Linked DNA regions of Homo sapiens: region 1 is linked to region 2. A link is a loop called in an ENCODE intact Hi-C map of the cell type or tissue named here. Cell type or tissue: MCF 10A. All regions are shown on one strand. Links, peaks and the distances in the headings refer to the core of each region. The heading gives the core; the rest is flanking DNA. Region 1 holds the start of KHDRBS2 (KH RNA binding domain containing, signal transduction associated 2). Region 2 has its middle 440 kb from the start of FKBP1C.

Region 1 (9,499 bases), core at 908-8,907, 490 kb after region 2:
GTGGATCTGATGCTGGATGAGTGTATATGTAGGGCCCTTGGTGTTTGCCTTTATTTAGTCATATTCTGTTTAAAAATAGGCAACATTTTGTGAGATAATTCTGAAGCATATTGATTTTTAAGGGTCAATATACTTATATATCTTTATTTTACAATGTCCATCATGTAGTAAGTACACAAACTTTTCTAAAGATTATGTTAGAGTTTATTTTCTTTTGATTTTTTAAGTTGCATAAATATATTGCTTTGTTAGAATACATTTTAGGCATTTGATGAGGGATTACCTGAAGAACTACAAATAATAAATCTTTAGTTTTGATAATAACTAGAAAATATTAACTTGACTGTATTTATAATGACTTGAAGACATTGTATAATAAAGTCAGCACTTGGACAGCTCGCTGTGGTATCTTCTTATTAATCCTGTAATCATGGAAAAGATGGCTGTGAATAATAAAGTAGTTGTTGTTGCTGGACATTATAAGAGTTACTACACCTTCTTCATTCATGAAACTGGGTTTCTGCACGTCTCCATCCTCACCATATGCTTTTAATGTCTTGATATGCTGCAAAGCAAAATGTTATTGTAATTGTAAAATATTTTGTTCTAATTTACATTTATTCGAAAACATTTACAGTTTTTTGCCTGTGGTTGGCATCGTATTCACCCTTTACTACCATAGCAAATCGTAGCCACCTCTTTTAAGTTTGAAGCATATTTTCCCTTTATATCCCTGTTGCAGACCAGGTGCAGGATGCATGACCCTTCAACTACTAAACATTCTGCACACAGATAAAATAGCAAGAACTTTCTGTATATATACTCAATTCTAAATAATAGCTCCTTTGAAAGTAACATAAGAATCAGAAAGAGATTAAGAAGCACATCCAGAAAGATACCAATACTTTATGGTCCCCTATTACACTTAGAATAAAATCCAAATAATTTTCATTCATCAAATCTTCAGTGTTTGTACACATCAATCCCCCCTCCCTTATTGATTCCATTCTTTCCCATATTACAGTAGTCACATTGACCTCAGTCAATTCCAAAAGACAGCACAGTTCTTTCCACCACAGGGCTTTTTCAGGGGCAAGTTCCCCTGCTTGGAATGTCTTTCTTTGCACATTGTACTCACTTGGTTCATTCTTTTCCATGAGTTTTCACCGTAAATATCAGCTGCTTATCGAGATTGTATGTTTACCCTAGTCAAAAATAAAGAAACTAATGTCTTCCCTTGTATTCTCTTTCTTAACTCCTTGGTTCATTCTTGACCTTTATTGCAGTCAACAATTACCATTCCTCTTGTATACTTGGTTTTATTTATCTTCTCCCATTAGAAAACATCTTTGTGATGACAAGGAATGAATGTGTATGTATCTTATTCACCAATGTTTCTCCAATTTTAAGTACTGTCCCTAGACTCTTTTCAGTATCCAATAAACATTTGTTGAATGCACACATGCACAAATAAATTAAATATATAACACACAGAAAGGTAGGTTGAAGCAGTATATTCTGGATATAAATGGTGCTAATATAGAATTGAATTTTAATCTCAACTTCAGCATTAACTAGACATGAGACGATTTCTCTGTTTTGCCTCAGTTTCCATATTTATACAAACAGAGAAAGTAATACTTGGCTGGCATTTTTCAGAGTGCTTCTGTGAGGACGTATTGAAATAATCAATGTGAGGCACGTTACGTTATTTAAACATTATACAAATAAAAGTTAATCTCCCGAATTTATCTAAAAATTAAAAGGAAAATATTTAAATACAGTAAGATAAGTTGGAAAAATTTCAGCACATTTTATTTGTAGCAAAGTTGGCCCTCATTCTTCCACACCAAAAATAATGGGGGAGAGAAGAATCAGGAAATGACTACTTATGAAACGAGAACCCAAGACTTGGGGAAAGATTGTTTCCTAGCGATTGAGGCATGCAAGTTACATTTTATAGCCGCATTGGTAAAAGAAGGATGGGCTTTGCCTCCACGCTTGGTGATATCATGAGGGTTTAACTTTCCTTTAAATAGAGGTGGGATAATACAAAGTAGCTCAGCAACAGTACCTGGTGAAAGAGACTGGCACATCTAAAACTAGGAGAAAGGGGAAAATTAGAGCAAACGTGGTTACCTATTTTCTAGTCTCTTCTTTCTTCTACATGTCTTCCCAATTCTTTCACAAACTGTGACTAATGAATCATATTGTTTTTGGTTTTTAAATTCAGCCCCTCCCAACCTCCCTTCCACAGATAGGGTCTGGGGAAAGGAGGCACGGATAGGTTACCAGAACTAATTCAATATCCTAATGATTGTACACCTCAATCATGTCTCTGCACAATATTTCTTCGAGCCGCTTTATTTGTTTATCAATGAACATCCTACTGCGTCCCTGAGATGTAGGTCATCGGAAATACCAGCTGCCGATCACATGCAGTCTTCATTGTATTTCCAGACCCAGTGCGCTGCTGATTCCTGCACAACTGGAGTGCGCCTGAGCTGTGTGAGGGAAAGGAGACACCTGTGCCTTAGGGACGCAGGTGAAGTCCCATCTACCTTCCTGAGACTTTCCCTGGCGCTTTTCCACCCTCTCGGGTGGCTCACTTCTCATCTCCATCTCCCCTGTCCACTTGTACTCAGACCTCTCTCTTTAACCTGCGCTTTTCCCGCGCTCTCTCTCCTCTGCGCCTTAGCTGAAGACACAGAGAACTCCACAAAACTGGGCATGCCTAATAGCCAGGGAAGGCTTGGGCGCAAGAAGAAAGCGTTTGCATCTTCCGAGCTCCCTTCCCCTCTGCAGCTGCCTCCTGCCAGTCAGGCCACCCGACTTGCGCTACCGCCCAATGAGAGCCCGCGGCCTTCTGCCAGCGCCCCGCCTCTCCTGGCACCACCACCAATGAGTGGTTGGCGGAGGTGGGCCGCGTCCTGTTCCCGCCTCTCCAGTTAAGGCCGCTGGTGTGAGCCGGGGCTCTGCGCGAGCGAGGGACGACGGAAGGGACGGGCAGGTGTGGGCGCGGGGCCACGCAGCCCGACGGCGGGAGTCGCAGGTGCTGGGTGCATGGGCCAGTGAGGACGCACAGAGATCCCTCGCCGCGCGGAGGAGGAGCAGCGCGGGAGCCAGGCGCTGCCCCAAGACCCTGCCTGCGTCCGAGCGAGCGGAACCTCGCGCTTCGCCCGGGGACAATCCGAAGTCCGCGCTATGGAAGAGGAGAAATATTTGCCTGAGCTGATGGCAGAGAAAGATAGCCTGGATCCATCTTTTGTGCATGCGTCGCGCCTTTTGGCAGAAGGTAGGACTTGCCCCCACAGATGGGCACAAACCGCCGGCTGCCTATCTCACCCGCGGCTTGATTAGGGGAGTGAAGTTGGGGAGGGACTCCTCTCCCCGCCTTCGCAGAAACTGTCCCCCTGAAGATGCTCGCCTTAGAGCTCGGGCGGACAGACCCCGTTCTTGGGGCGGACAGCAGTGCTCCTTCTCCACGTCTTAATTTGGAGAAGACCAAAGCTACGGAGATCTAATGGCAGTGGCGATGTGACCTGTTAGGATCATTGATAGAGAAACCATAAAGTGTATGTAACGCGGTCTACAGGGACATTTTCACTTCGCAGAGGGAAGGGAAAGCAGTTTGGAAGTAAATGGTGATCAATGTAGTGTTCTAAGAGCTTCGTAGCTACAGATCGGTATTTTTATTTTTATTTTTTGCTGCATTTAGGAAGTGATTTTTGATACCCTTTAATCAAAGTCTATCCTATGGAAAGTGTTAGAATTAACCTATGCATTAAACTATGCATGTTCTTATATGTATGTTAATGTGGTAAGTAAAGGCTAAAGTGCTTATACATTTATTTGAAGTGTGATGATTGGGTACTCTGTGAGATATTGGTCCCTGGGAACACTCTATAATTGATCAACTGTTTTACCAAGTGTGCATTTTCTTTTGTGTACCTGTAATGTTAAAGGGGATTTCATTCCTAGAGGAACACATATGTCTTGTTTTTTGCATTGCTTTGAAAGGTTTTTTTTTGAAAAAAGACACATGAACTTTATTAACCGAATTACTCCATTTATGTTATAATAATGCCATCTAAATACTAAAGACACCTATGGTATCTGTAGTTACTTACCCATGCCTTTTTAAAACATCTGCAGATTTTTTTTAGATGAATGCTTCATTAATAATGAATTGCTTCATCATCAAATTGGTTACAATGCAGTTTTGTAGCTAAGTTTGTTATGGACTTACATACAGCAAAAAACTAAAACGGATAACTTCCTCTACCCAAGCTCCTCAGTATTAAAAGATTTTTTTGAGACTTAGTTGTACCAAGGAAGAATAAATTCTGCTCCTCAATATATGATTTAAATAGGCATTAGCTATATTTTTTAATTTATGAATTGTTATTTATATTAACAATGAAGTGTAAGGTATTTTTCTATGTTTAAATACTAAACAATTAGGAAAAGATTTATATTCAAAACATGGAACATGTGAAATAACTAAACTGTTTTCAGGGAAAAAGCTAGTTTTATAGATAAGTGGGAAGGTGAAATACAATTATGCCTACTACTTTCTTGGTTACTGAATGAAAAAAAATATAAATTAAAGTGGAAAAGTAAAGTCAATAAAAACGAACTTTTTTTACTTTCCCAAAAAAGACAACTACATAAAAATAATAGCAAAATAATGTGTTAATAGATGTTTAAGATTGTTTGAAATGATTTAAAAGGCAAGTCTTACCAGTCTTCAGTATCTTTAATATATTTTGAATAGTCTTCAATATATTTTCCAGAATTTTCTTTATGTAGCTTATAATATGTCTTTAAAGTGAAAAAAAAGTTACAAATTGATCATTCTCTCTGACCCGCTAATTGGAGTTCTATTTGAGACAAGTGGCTCAAAGATTAATTCATCAGTCATTAATATGAGTTATTGTACTTGAAGACGGCCAAGCTAAATAAATGCATACAAGAAACTCTTAACAGAGTGCATAAGTATTTCTGTGGCTGGTAAAACAGTCAGAGAATGCACTTGGTTCCTTAACATTTTATCTTTCCTAGGAACTTGATTTCTTGATATAATACTTAGGAACATGTTCTGATGTACCTTGTAATTTGATTTTTTCCCAGCAGGGGGAAGCATGCCCTGCTTTTGTAAAGAATTAGAAGGAAAAGCTCCTAAATAGAGAAAAACATCTAAGTAAGAAACAAAGAGGTTACCCAAATTTCAGAGAAATCAGAATGAGGAAAAGAGAATGGAGGAGGTTATAATAATCTTGGAGTACCTAAAGAGTTATGCAAAAGGGTGCATAGGTTTTATATTAGCTCTCTGTACCTGGGGCTCTTTACATGTGCTAATTAAAGAGTGTAAGATGATTGTTCTTGGAATCTCAATAATCTTAATGTATATTTTATGGTATAGATCTTTCATTATCTTTCCAAAGGCCAGTTGCCAAGATGTCCACGCTTAGTTTCAGATCTCTATAGAAGAGTATGGTTGAGATTATTTTATTTCTCATACCTGAGAATGCACTGATTGAAGGGAGTGGCTGTAAATAAACCTGACATAGATATTCATTTGGAAAGAAGGTGCAAAGTACATTTCAGTCAGTACTGTGCAGACAGTGTCAAGCCTGAGTGAGTAGTAAAAATGATACAGATGATTCAGTTCTTCAGAATGATTTTCCGGAAGCTAATATATATAAAGGCAGTAGTATAAACCAATGAGATTTCACAATGATTTATTTTGCATTTTGATTGGTGATACAGGCAAATCAGTGCTCAATTGACAGTGCTTCATGTAGAATTGAAGGCTGTGGGGTTGAAAGTACTAGTTGGATGTTTATTTGGGGTTTTTGGGGGGTCCATTGTAGTTTGTTTTATTTCACTTGTTTGTGCTGTGTGTTTTCAATGAGAATGATTTCAGTTGATTGTTACTCAGAAGAGTTCTTGAATAATGTAGTTTGAAGTTTGTTTATAATATGCTTAAATAATTAAAATAATGTTCATCCTGCGATTATAATGTTGTTTAGTTATCCACTTGTTATGGTAGGTGCTTTTGAATATGATAAAACAGCAAACTCAGGACTATCCTTAAAGTTCTACTCAGTGTCTGAATTTGGTTGCCAGATGAAATTACATAAGTTTATTTATATCTTTTCTGCTTCTGGGAAGTGCATTAAACTGTGAATCTAGATACCTAGATTTGAATTCCACTTTAACCTCAACTGAATCTGGGTAAGCTTTCTTTCCCTGGGCCCAGTTTCCTTGTCTCTCAAATTAAGGAGTTGGACTAAGTGATGTATATGTTTTTTTGCAATTCTAATTAAGTCTCAGGCTACTGATGATACAACGAAGTGATGTTTGTATATTCGGAACAAAAATTCAATGGCTGCACATTTTTGAAACTTTTTTCATTCTTTCCTAGTTTAATGATTAATAATATATTTATGGCACTAAAATGTAATTTGAGGCATATACTTTATTTTGGGTACTGGGGACAGATTTATGTTCTTAAGTCTATTGAACTACTATTAATGTTTGAGGCCAAAAATGTATATACATGAAAATATTATCTGGAAATATTCTGTGTCTGCTGACAGACATAGATCTGTTCAGATTTATATATTCAGTTATGGTGATTCCATACTCCTAGGAGCATTATAAATTTTTGTCCAATTAAGAGAGGTTTGGGGAAGATTTTCTAGCCTGAAATCTTTGCAAGCACTGAAATAATCATAACCATTTTGGTTGACTCATTATATGACGATGTCAAATATTGCCAAATATTCCAGCAGTTCGAATGGTTTTCAAAAAACTGTAGGCGCTATTTTCAAACTTTAGTAAAAAGTTTGACCTGCCATCTAGACTTGGCCTTTATTTCTGCAGATATAAATGAGATCTTAAAAATATTAAGAAAAGAGGGATTAATACTTACCACACATGCAAACTTGTGAGTTAACTACATTTAGATTATCAATAAGAACCATTTTTTAGTTAGATCGTGTTTCTTAAATATTTTTCATAAAGCTTGATAAGTTTTTTAATTAAGGAAAGTTATTAGTGTCATGTCTAAAACAGCTTCTGGTTAAAAAATAGTGTTCCTGTGACTCTTTAAAGTGACTTTTCTTTTGATTAACGTAATCACCTTTTTCTCCCAATAGACTTGGGATAATCTTATGTTTCTTAAATACAAAACAAACATGGGCAAAAAATTAAATTCAAGTTATCTTTGATCTTCAATTAAGACAATTTATGATATAGTGGAAAATTTCTACTTTGACAAGAAAAACACTTGGGAGTGATTATTGACACTTCTACCTACTGGGAAATAAAGGATGTGTCATTTTTTTTCCACCTCTCTGATACTCAGTTTCTTCATCTATATAACAGGAAAAGTGATACCTACCAGGCAGGGTTCTTTTAAGATGAAAAAACAAAAACAAAAACAAACAAACAAAAAACAACTTCTGCTTGTGATGCTTGTGATAACATAAGCCGTATTTTAAAAATTTATTTTATTTTATTTTTGAGACAGAGCCTTGCGCTGTTGCCCAGGTTAGAGTGAAGTGGTGCGATTTTGGCTCACTGCAACCTCTGCCTCCTGGGTTCAAGCAATTCTCCTGCCTCAGCCTCCCAAGTAGCTGGGATTACAGGTGCGTGCCACCACACCCGGCTAATTTTTGTATTTTTAGTAGAGACTGGATTTCACCATGTTGGCCAGGCTGGTCTCAAACTCCGAATTTTGTGATTGACCTGCCTCATCCTCCCAAAGTGCTAGGATTACAGGCATGAACCACTGTGCCCGGCCAATAATTTTTATGTGTATAACAAAAATATAAGCAGAAATTAAACAAACATAACATGATGATGCACCTCAATTTGAGAAAATAAGTAAAATAAACACTGCCTTACTTTAGATTACTGCTGAGTTACATTTGAACTCATAAAGCAAATTATGAAATAAATTACCTTATGAAAAAGGATTAGATTGAGGGTTTTAAAAATATCATGTTTAGTAAATGATCACTTGTCAGTCTTTAACCATGGGCTTGATTAGCCCTGGTCCTATTTATTTCAAGAGTAATTTCAGACCTATTCAGGCTTCATCTTAAACCCACATGTTCTTCACTCTCAGCAGGTGATTTCATCATCTGTTTTATTGGAGGAAATGGATATCTCTCTTCTGCTATTCCTCAACCTCCTACCACCTAAAAACTTCCATAGCCATCGTCATTGTCTTTCATTCCCAGAAGACCAAATGTTTCTTTTCTTCAGGGTTGACTTGCCATCCATATCCTTGACCCAAATGCTCTTCATCTCTGGACTCATTCTGTAGTTAAATCCTTTATTTGTATCTCCTACTCTTTCTCCCGATCGACTCTTTCTTTATAGCAGCTGTCAACATGATTCAATGTGAATAATTTGAAGAAATAGAATACTTCTTTCACTTGCCACAAATATTGGAAAATAATCTCTCTTGACATTTGTCCTTCCTTGTTTCCTTCAAACTTCTGATAATACTAGTATATACTAGCTGCCTCACTTTCTTAATTTACCTTTTTAGAATTATTCGGTTTGGCTTCTGTCTTCATCACTGTCCTGAAACTGATGACCCTAGTGACAGAATAATCTCATATTGCCAAATTGAGTAAATTTTTTCTGACCCCTTATCAAGTCTCTTGGCTGCACTTTCCACTGTTGACCTTCTTCTGATTTCTTTCCATCTTCCTTGTCTTCTGGGCACTATATTCTACTGGTTTTACTTCCTTTTTTGACCGTTTCTTGCCCTCATCATCCTTCATTTCCCTCCTTCCCACACCAACACACACAATGCTGTCACAGTAATTCATTTAAAGTCTCACCATGTCACACTTCTTAATAATTTCCATTGCCTGCAAGGCGTAGTCCATACCCCTTGACGTTCTTATAATATGCTTACCTCTCCAGAAGCATCTCTTCAGCCTTTCTGCTTAATTTCTCTCAGGTATACCAAACTGCTTATAATTCACTCTCTACACTCCCTTGACATTCCCATACCTATTCACAGAAAGCTAGATATTTTCCCCTCATTCCCATAACGAACGCCTCTAGATCACTATTCAAACTGTTATTTTAGAATGATCAGGTTGTGCCTGTCTCTCTCACTAGAGAAACAGCTCCTCTCTGTCTCCTCTTGAGGAGCAGAACCAAGTCTTTTTCATCACTATATTAGCAGCACTTTTCACAGTGCCTGGTATGTGATGGTGCCAGGTAGAGGCCAAACAGGCTTTTCTCCATCAGATTTGAGAACCAGCCCCCTGTTGGCCCCTCTGCTACCTCTTCCGCATGTGAATAACACTTGCTCTTCTCTCTGTCCTCTCCTATCTCTAAGGTGTTGCACATGCTAAGACCTCACTTTAGAATGCCCTTTCTAGCTTCTCTCCATGATTATAATTTATCTTCATCCAATAAAACTGAGTACTGCTATTCCTTCTTCTAGTAAGCCTTTCATAAT
Region 2 (9,499 bases), core at 514-8,513:
ACTTTGTCCAACCAAGGACTGTGCAATGGAGATTCTGTTTTGAATGTATAAGTGTAATTAAAGGAATGACAAATATTATTAATTCTGTTCACTTTTTCCTAATTGTGAAAATGGCTAATTCAAAATATTAGAAAAATACCATTTAATAAAATCAAAATTACAAATATGATTTTGAAAAATTCAAATCAAATTATAAAACATACAATGTACAACACATAACACTTGCTCACTAGGTAGTCCTCAAGAACCAGACACATACCACATTCTCTTTGTATTCCCTGCATAAAGTAAATACAGGACATACAACAAGCATCAGATAAATATTTAGTGAGATCAAGAATAAGATGGCATCGAGAAGATCCAAAGATGTATAAATTATAGTAGTCACAACTGCCATTTAAGAGATCATTCTGATTACAGTGACTGTGCTCTGCATTTTAGAGGTTTCATCCCATTTCATCATCATCCAAATTAGAGTAGGCATTATTATTCCTATTTTAATAATAGAAAAGCTGAGCCTCAAATAGATAAAGTAACTCAACAGGGTGATATAATAAGTTTAGGGACAAGGATTCAAATGTAGGTATCTGAGTTGAAGCCCGCACACTGGAGTATGCCATGTGGCCCAATACTTAGGGTCCTTATCCTGTAGGCAGCATAGTCTTGCAGATGACCAGTTTTCTCAGTTCTTGTTTCTGGTTTCTAAGTTATGACAAATTTTCTCTATGCAATTTGTTATAACCCTTTACAGGTTTATTAGAAAGCTGAAGGTGGAATATTAAATTATGTCATTATAGTATATAAATAAATCAAACAGATGAATTCAGAATAAATAATACTGAATAGGCAGCAGAAGCAAATTATTTAACCTAGTACAAGAACTTTTGCTATTTAGGAATTTCTTCCCTTCAGTTAGATTTGGTTAAACCAAATTAGAACTAAACTCATTTTGAATTGAGTTTAATCTGCCCCTGAAAAGTTGACATGTATGTGAATAGATAGGCCATGACAAATGGTCAAGAACTAAGTTTCTAGGTACCTATTCCAGACACTAAATCTCATTAACTTGAAAATGTTTGTACGAAAGTGTGGTCCTTGTTTCTGAGTCGCAAATAAAAAATAAAATATAAATGGGAAAAAGCTATAAAAGGATCTTTTAACACAGACATTTATAATTTCAGAATTTAAATTTTAGTTTCATTTTTAAATATTTTTTTGCAAAACATGGTCCTAACACAGGAGTCCTATCACTGTAATTATTAATATAGTACTACAAAAAGAGAATCTTAGAATAGCAAGAGTATTTGTGTGCATAGAACTAATGCCTAATTTCATGGATTGACCTTTTCTTTAAACATTTGTAAAAATTTCCAAAAATCATGTCTTCTTCATTATAAAAATATAAAGACCCCTCTTCTTCATATCATATTTAGCTGAGTTAGTTATGTAAATTGATGAACTCTCAGTTAACTATCTTTGGTTGGCTTAATGAATCCAGTTTATATCAGAAAACATTTAATTAAAACTAATTATAACCACTACAACACTATTACAAAGGTTCTGGGGCAGTCTTATCAGTTTCTTTCTTGAATTATTCCTTGGATTATAAAATAGGAATCCCTCTTAAACATATGCAGATTATCTAAATTTAAACAGATACCTCATAATAAGGTATCTCCACGAGAAGATTGTCCTATATTGGGCCGCACACATTTTTTTAAACCATATTCATTGTCCTTCACGTTAAATATGGGAAAGACAAGGGAAAAGAGATTGAGTTTTTTCTCACCATCTTTTCAAATCCCTTCTTCAAGGAAAATAGTGGACATACTGAGTTAGGTGTATATTATTTCCTCTGCACTGGAAAAAACATTTTTCACAGATGCAAGAAAGGCTTTTTTCTAAAGCTTCACATCCCTGAAACCATATTGAAGCCTAATTTTGGAGCTGCAAAAGTGGGCCTACGATACATTTGGCAGTATTGCCTAAAGCCTATTAACCCTAAAGCATGGGTTCAGGCGACTACATGTCTCCACTTTCCAAACATTCAATAGTCCCCTACTGATAAGATATTTGAAAGAGGGTAATGAAGATTAACTTAATAATAATGACCTGGAGACTAACAGATGCCTGAAGAAGAGGGATTTAAAAAATTATACACAAACATATGTACAGTTTATATTTACTAGACAGAAGAAATAGTCTTAAATACTTATCAGGGTTTTACTCCCTCATTGCCTTTCTCAAATACTAGCAGCCATGGGTTGATTAGGCTACTACTAAGTATGGCTAGAAGTGTTAAACATGAGCATGGACATTTGTTGAAGACTTGTTGCTACTCTGAAGCATTTCTAGAATCTACTTTTTTTAATGAAGAATTATTCAGAATGTGTCTTAAAGACTATCTAAGCCATCATTTATTTGCTTTCAACCATGTACTACTTGTGTGAATAGGGAGGAAAATTGTTCAAAGAACTCCCACTGAAAAGTAGGAAACATCTTCAGGGACCTTGAAATGTCTGTAGCTTTAACTTCGATTTTACTCCAACCATTCTGAAAATGAGTGAACTTCTTAACTGAAAGAAAAGAACATAATAACAATTGTTTATGCTTATCCAGATACACTTTTAACAAAGGGAGAGAGACTCCAAAGTAGTAATTGGCTTACTAAACAGTAATGCTGAGCAATAATTCAGCTTCAAATGCCAGATACAGACTGCTTTTGCTTAAGTCTTGGATTTTTCACTTCTTTGGCTCTGTGCCCTGGTGATTTATTTGATTTATTTTATTGCTATAGCTCAATTTCTCAATTGAATACTTAGTGTGGATTTCCCATGTTTCAGGCTGTTTTAAGCACTTTATCTCAAGTAATTTAATTCACAAAACAATGCTAGAATGTAGGTAGTATCTTTATGCTGGCTTTACAGATAGGAGAACTCAAACTCAGAAGTTGTAAGTAACTTGTGAGAGTCACATAGCTGTGAAATAGGAAAGTAGAGATTCTAACTCAAGAAACCAGGGTGCTAGGGCAAAGCCTGGGATTTTAAAGTTTTCATAGAGTACCTATCAAGCTCTTAACTTGGATCTGACACAAAATGTATGCCCAATTTCCTATAAGGACAATCTTATTTTAAAAAAATTACTCATTTGAAGTACCATAGGCCCCCTTATTCTACATTTTGTTTCAAGATGAAACTGTTACAAACTAACAAAATGGAAAGGGTAATAAAATATCAACAAAAGGTTAGCAGTTTTTTCACTAGATTATGAAGTTTAAAATAGATTAGGAGGGTGGTAATAAAAATGCCCACCAACTATGTCACAATCGTTAAAAAATATTCATGTATAAATCCTGTAACTTGAAAGAGAAAGGGTTGTATGCTGGAAATAAGATGGGCTCTGGTATTAAACCTATTTAGGCTCCAACCTTTTTTTTTTTTTTTCTGAGACAGAGTCTCTCACTGTCGCCAAGGCATGAGTGCAATGGCGCTATCTCTGCTTACTGCAACCTCAGCCTCCCGGGTTCAAGCGATTCTGATTCTCCTGCCTCAGCCTCCCAAGTAGCTGAAATTCCAGGCTCCTGCCACTACACCTGGCTATTTTTTGTAGTTTTAGTAGAGATGGGGTTTCACTATGTTGGCCAGGCTGGTCTCAAACTCCTGACCTCGTGATCCGCCCTCCTCGGCCTCCCAAAGTGTTGGGATTACAGGCGTGAGCCACCGTGCCCAGCCTAGGCTCCAATCTTAATTTACTAGTTGTGTGACTTGGGAAAGTTATGCAGTCTACATGAGACTTGGTTTCATCATCTGAAAAATGGGATTAATAACACTTAACTAATGGACAGATTAAGTGAACTAATGCTTAGTATGGAAGATAATGTGTACAGAATGGATCCTAAGTATGTCCTAAAAGGCAGAGAAATATACACACTAGCAGGGCCATACATTTTAATAAACACAAAGTGAACTTTACGATCTGTGTTGCAATGTTTAATTTGAAAGGCAAAATGAAAAGCAAAAAAAGAATCATCACATGGAAGCCCTGTATATCTCTTCCTAAATTCTTTTTGGAGTTTTCCTTGTTTCATTTCCGCTTTCATCATTTGTCATCTTTCCAGTTCTTTTATCCCCTCTTTAAATGTAATTAGGACACCACAGAGCTTGGACTACATAGCTGTGGAGTTAATTTGATTGCTGCTCACATAGGCCTACTGGAGTTCACTCACCGCACCTCCAACTGGTAGCAAAATGCCCACTGCAAGCTAAGAGGCCCTTAGTGGTTTCCAGGAAAGATAGAGATTTTCAATAACAACTTCCTTAATATAGCTCAATTGCTAAGATATTTTAATGGAGAAACGATCTCAGTTATATCTATCTTCAAATTTGTTGCACAGATAATTTTTCCTTATTTACTTTCTTGACTGCTTGTCTTCTACCAAATTAATGAGAGTTTTCAGGTGTTAACCACCAGAGGGAGCCATGCAATGTTATCAATATATTTCAAACTTCTTTATGCTGACAGGGAAAATGGAATCAGTTAAATGTTTTATTTACAGTACTATATAGTTCTATATCCAAAATAAAGTCGCTGCTAATTTATTTCAAACACCAAATGCACGCAAAATTGAACAATTAACATGAAGTCTTTTTATTGTTCCCTGTTTACCATTTCATTCAAAAGAGAAAGTCCCCTAAGGTACTATTTTGTGCTTGAATAAATGAAATATTTCTGGAAAGAAGAAAGATACAAGAGAATATTACTTTCCATTTATAAATTCAGTGAAAAAAACATTCACACGTAAGAGAATAAACTCTAATGAAAGGGAACCTAGGATGACTGTTAGCAGGAAGTCAGATATTTATGTATGTCCTGTTAGAGCAAAGTCATATTATAAGAAATAGAAGGTGGTTCGCTACCATTATTTACAGCGTCTATGAAAGAAGGGAGATTGGGCAGATATAAAGCCACTTAGGGACGCATTCTATGTTTTTATGAGGGAGGAAAAGAGGATACATAACTCTCTCCCAGCCCCCTATCTCTACCTTATGCTCTCTATCATCTAAACTTTCCCCTTCCTCTCACCTTGCACAGAAACACTTCAGGGATGTTGTATAGAAAGGTCTGATGCTTTTCTTTGCCATCGACATATAACACCAAAAAGTATGTGAACAGGCAGATGCATCCATGTAAACTCCTTTTTTCTGTCACTCACAAAATGCTCTTTGACTCCCTGAGTTGAAGCTTAGACCTAATAATTGTGAAACTTGTATAATGGAATGCATCTGTCAGTCACCCCATAGGCTCCTGAAGCAATGCATCCCTTCAATTCTTTTCTGCCAGCAGTAAGAAAGTCATAGATGGAGGACTATATTTTTCTGTTTACAGAGCTCTTATCATTATGAAGAATTGAAGACAATTTGGAATAATTTAACACATAAATATAAATTTTCATATTTATTAAAAACAATGTTTTGGCGGGGCGTGGTGGCTCACGCCTGCAATCCCAGCACTTTGGTAGGCTGAGGCCGGCGGATCACGAGGTCAGGAGATGGAGACCATCCTGGCTAACACGGTGAAACCCCGTCTCTACTAAAAAAATACAGAAAAATTAGCCGGCTGTGGTGGCAGGCGCCTGTAGTCCCAGCTACTCGGGAGGCTGAGGCAGGAGAATGGCGTGAACCCAGGAGGTGGAGCTTGCAGTGAGCTGAGATTGCGCCACTGCACTCCAGCCTGGGTGACAGAGCGAGACTCCATCTCAAAAAATATATATATAAATAAATAAATAAATAAATTAATTAATAATGTTTTAACCAAAAATAGATGTTTTTCTTAAAAGTGAACTGAATGGAAATTGCATTATCAAAATTAAGGGAACATCTTATATGGACTATGCAAGCATTATCTCACTAAAGAGGAATACATAATTTAAACAATTATTTTTGGAATGTTAACTCAACAGCAGAGAAAATATATTTAGAGTACTCTCATCTTGTTTGGCAGGGGTGGAGCATTATTTAATCTAAATATCTTCTCCTGGACTAAGTATACAAGTTTAATTATTAATATTATAAGCTCTACTGATTACTTAAGTCTGTAGTTACAAGTGAATCACAATATTGTATCTTATAAAACCTTCCAAGCTGATCATCCTTCAGTTTAATTCATGAATAATTAGCTGACACTCATAAGTAAAATAAAATGCAACTTATACTCATAAGTAAAATAAAATGCAACAAGAAAATCAGTTTCTGTTTTCTAAAATAAGTAGAACAGTATATAAGTTTTGTTTTCTCTCTCAGGTAAAGTAAGAAATGAAGGGCATAACAGTTAAAAGGGGATTCTCTATTTCTCTTTAGGGGTATCTGTATAGCTATGGTAGCTATTTGTGTTCTCTTGCATAGAAATTATAAAAATAGCTTTTATTATTGAGATCAATTTGGAAGACATTATTTACATCCAAACTTGTGAAATTTCCTCTTTCCATAAAAAAGTCATTTTGGTTAAATATTCGTCAAAGTTATCTTTTCCTAACCTGCCTGGTATTAGTTCTGTTACCCCTCATTTGAAAAAAAAACAAAAAAAAAAAAACAAAAACAGAGATTGTATTGTGTTAAAAACAACTTGTGGTTGGTGTTGACTTGTGGAACAACAACTTGTGGAAGGCGTCAGCACACCTTCCACTCCGGATAAGACAATATAAATAAAATACATACATTTAATAGTTCTTTTCCCCAGTTGGAATAATTTTTTAAAATCTTATTTTTTTTCACTTAGGATTTGTTATTACACTTCATTTCTTTTATCTTTTATATTTATTTTGAATGAGAACATATACCATTCTTTCCTTGTTCTTTTATCTGAGGAGCAGATTGTCACATACTTGTTTTGGAGGAAAGGATACAAAGAGATTACTTTGGGGAATAATTAGATATCAGAGACAACAAAGACAGGCTCTTTGACAAGAAAGTCTACATATTTTTTAAAACAGCCCATTTTTATAAACTCAGTAAGTAAAAGTTTATGAAGTATCATCTTAGATTAGATTTCAAAACTTAAAGGCTCATCTCCCTCCCTGATAGATATTTTAAATGTTGTTTAGATTTCAACAGCTCAACAATTTTGGCTATGAGGAAAATGCATATATTAAGGTTACAGTTCTCCTTTATAAATTAGTGGAAAACACTGAGTTAGAAAATTAACATAGAAAGTCAGAATTACCTGAAAAATTATAACTGAAAAATATCCCTGTCTGTTTTGGAAGTCTGTCATTGTTTTCTAAATCCAATTCATAGCTTCCAAAGGAATTCAAATGCAGTTTTGGAGATGAGAAAAAATGCTTTCATATAAACCTGAACCCTGATATTCAATGAGATGGAGATGTAGTAGTCAGATTATATACATATTCAGTACTAATAAATATGTGGGACATAGGTTTCTATTAATATAAAAAACTATCTCTTTTTATTAATATTATTTTTAATTGATAAATCATAATTGCATGCATTTATGAGGTGTAATGTGGTATGTTGAATTTGTATATAATGTGCAATGATTATCAACAGATGACTGGATTTAAAAATGTCATATACACATATATGTATACAATGGAATACTATTCCACTTTACAAAAGAAGAAAATCCTGTCATCTCTGACAACATGAATGAACCTAGGGGACATTATGCTAAGTGAAACAAGCCAGGCGCAGAAAGACAAATACGTCATGATCTCACTTATATGTGGACTCTAATAAAGTCAAACTCATGGAAGTAGAGAATAGAACAGTGATTACCAGAGACTGGGGATGGAGGAGAGTGAAGGATTGAGGAAATATTGTTCAAAGGGTATAGATTTCCAATTAGATAATTATTTTCTCAAAAGCATTATTGATAGGTGATTTTCAGGTTACATGTAGGCTAAAGGGAAAAGTGAATAGGTGGGGCAAGTAAAATTTCAGTGAATTTTGCATTGACAGGGAGTTGGCACTGGTTGGAATCTTGTTATAGATGAACAATAGATCAAATAATCTAAATTGAGTGTCCTAAATGGTGTGACTAGTAGTAGCTTGATGTCAGACAGAATAAGATAGGGAAAAGTGAGTATTTCTTTAGGAATGTAGCAGAGAATTCATGTCCAGATAATCAATACCTCATAGAGCATCTATCTATCTATCTATCTATCTATCTATCTATCTATCTATCTATTATTTATATATATGAAAGACTTAGCAAAAAGTCTGACACACACTGAGTTATAAATATTAAAAGAAAAGTAATAAAATACAAGTATTTTTATCATGGGTATTATTATTATTATTTAAAAAGACAGGGTCTCTATTTCTGTCACCCAGCCTGGATTGCAGTGGCATGATCATAGCTCACCATAACCTCAAACTGCTGAGCTCAAGCAATCCTCCCACCTCATCCTCCTGAGTAACTGGGACTACATGCATGCACCACCATGCCCAACTAATTTTACTTTATTTTATTTTTGTAGAAACAGGGTCTTGCCATCTTGCCCAGGCTGGTCTTGAATTCCTAGGTTCAAGCAATCCTCCTGCCTCAGCCTCCCAAAGGACTGAGATCACAGTTGTGAGCCACCATGCCTGGCCTATTATGGAAATTATTCAATGGTAAGTTCAAAACTAAATATAGAAGGCCAAAGTAACTTCCTGCTAGAGAATAAATGCTTTGTTAACTGTTCAAGTACTGGGGAATAAAGAATAAAGAGGCAAAGTTTAGGTTTAGGTACTAACTCTGAAACTTACTAGATCTATGGTTGGTCATTAATTTGCAAAAATTCTCTGAACCTCACGTTCTTCATTTGTGAAATGTATATAGAATTTCACAAAACAATTTGCAAAGAATGTAACTTATTGTGAGAACTCAATGACATATCATTTGTGGAAGGCCTCAGTACAAGTTAAAGCTCTGTACAAATAATATTCTTCATTTTTATAACTACACAAAAATGCCATCTTGACATAAATTAGCTGATATACGCACTGTGGTCCTTTTCTGACAGTCTTGAAAATCTGTTGTTCAACATGGTCAGGATCATATCCATTTTTTATTCTTTCCTTCATTCCATGTAAGGCCATATGAATCCATAAAAAGGCCAAGTAAGTAATTTCACACTTACAACATTTCTTTGTGTTGCTATAAAAATATGGCACCATCTGAAGAGAAGAAATGAGAAAAGTGGAGATTCTTCTTATGGAAATAATATTGTAACGTTTTACGAAAAATGTACTTCTTAACAATTGCCTGCATTGTTTATTTCAATCATGATTCCTATCAGAAATACCTTACCTTTAATTCCTCCTTGATATCACTGATTTAAAACCTGCCTTATTAGTTCTCTGCCATCTTCCTCTTTAAGTGCAATTAAATATACAGGGTATGTTAGCGAACACTATCTTCAGTTATCTTCGAGATGTTTTCTCTATGGTTTATTCCTGGGGAAGGATATCACATCTGTCTTAGTTAGCTTGGACTGCCA

The links. Peaks named below come from ENCODE experiments on the same cell type or tissue, not always from the same donor. Only the 100,000 strongest peaks of a DNase experiment are listed, where the experiment ranks them.
Region 1: it touches region 2 in a loop (6-fold over the local background); 2 of 110 quality-filtered maps call a loop at or near these places.

The regions. Positions count from the first base shown.
Region 1 is chr6:62,279,654-62,289,152 of GRCh38, reverse strand. KHDRBS2 (KH RNA binding domain containing, signal transduction associated 2) reads left to right here and starts at 2,928. Exons shown (of 9, transcript NM_152688.4): 1 at 2,928-3,295. The coding sequence starts at 3,205. RefSeq lists a silencer at 2,979-3,068. In MCF 10A, for the core only: a CTCF peak has its summit at 5,138 (motif pointing right); no DNase peak of the experiment used is centred there.
Region 2 is chr6:62,770,599-62,780,097 of GRCh38, reverse strand. No RefSeq gene overlaps it. Among named protein-coding and RNA genes, the nearest start is that of FKBP1C, 440 kb to the left of the region's middle. In MCF 10A, for the core only: a CTCF peak has its summit at 4,489 (motif pointing right); no DNase peak of the experiment used is centred there.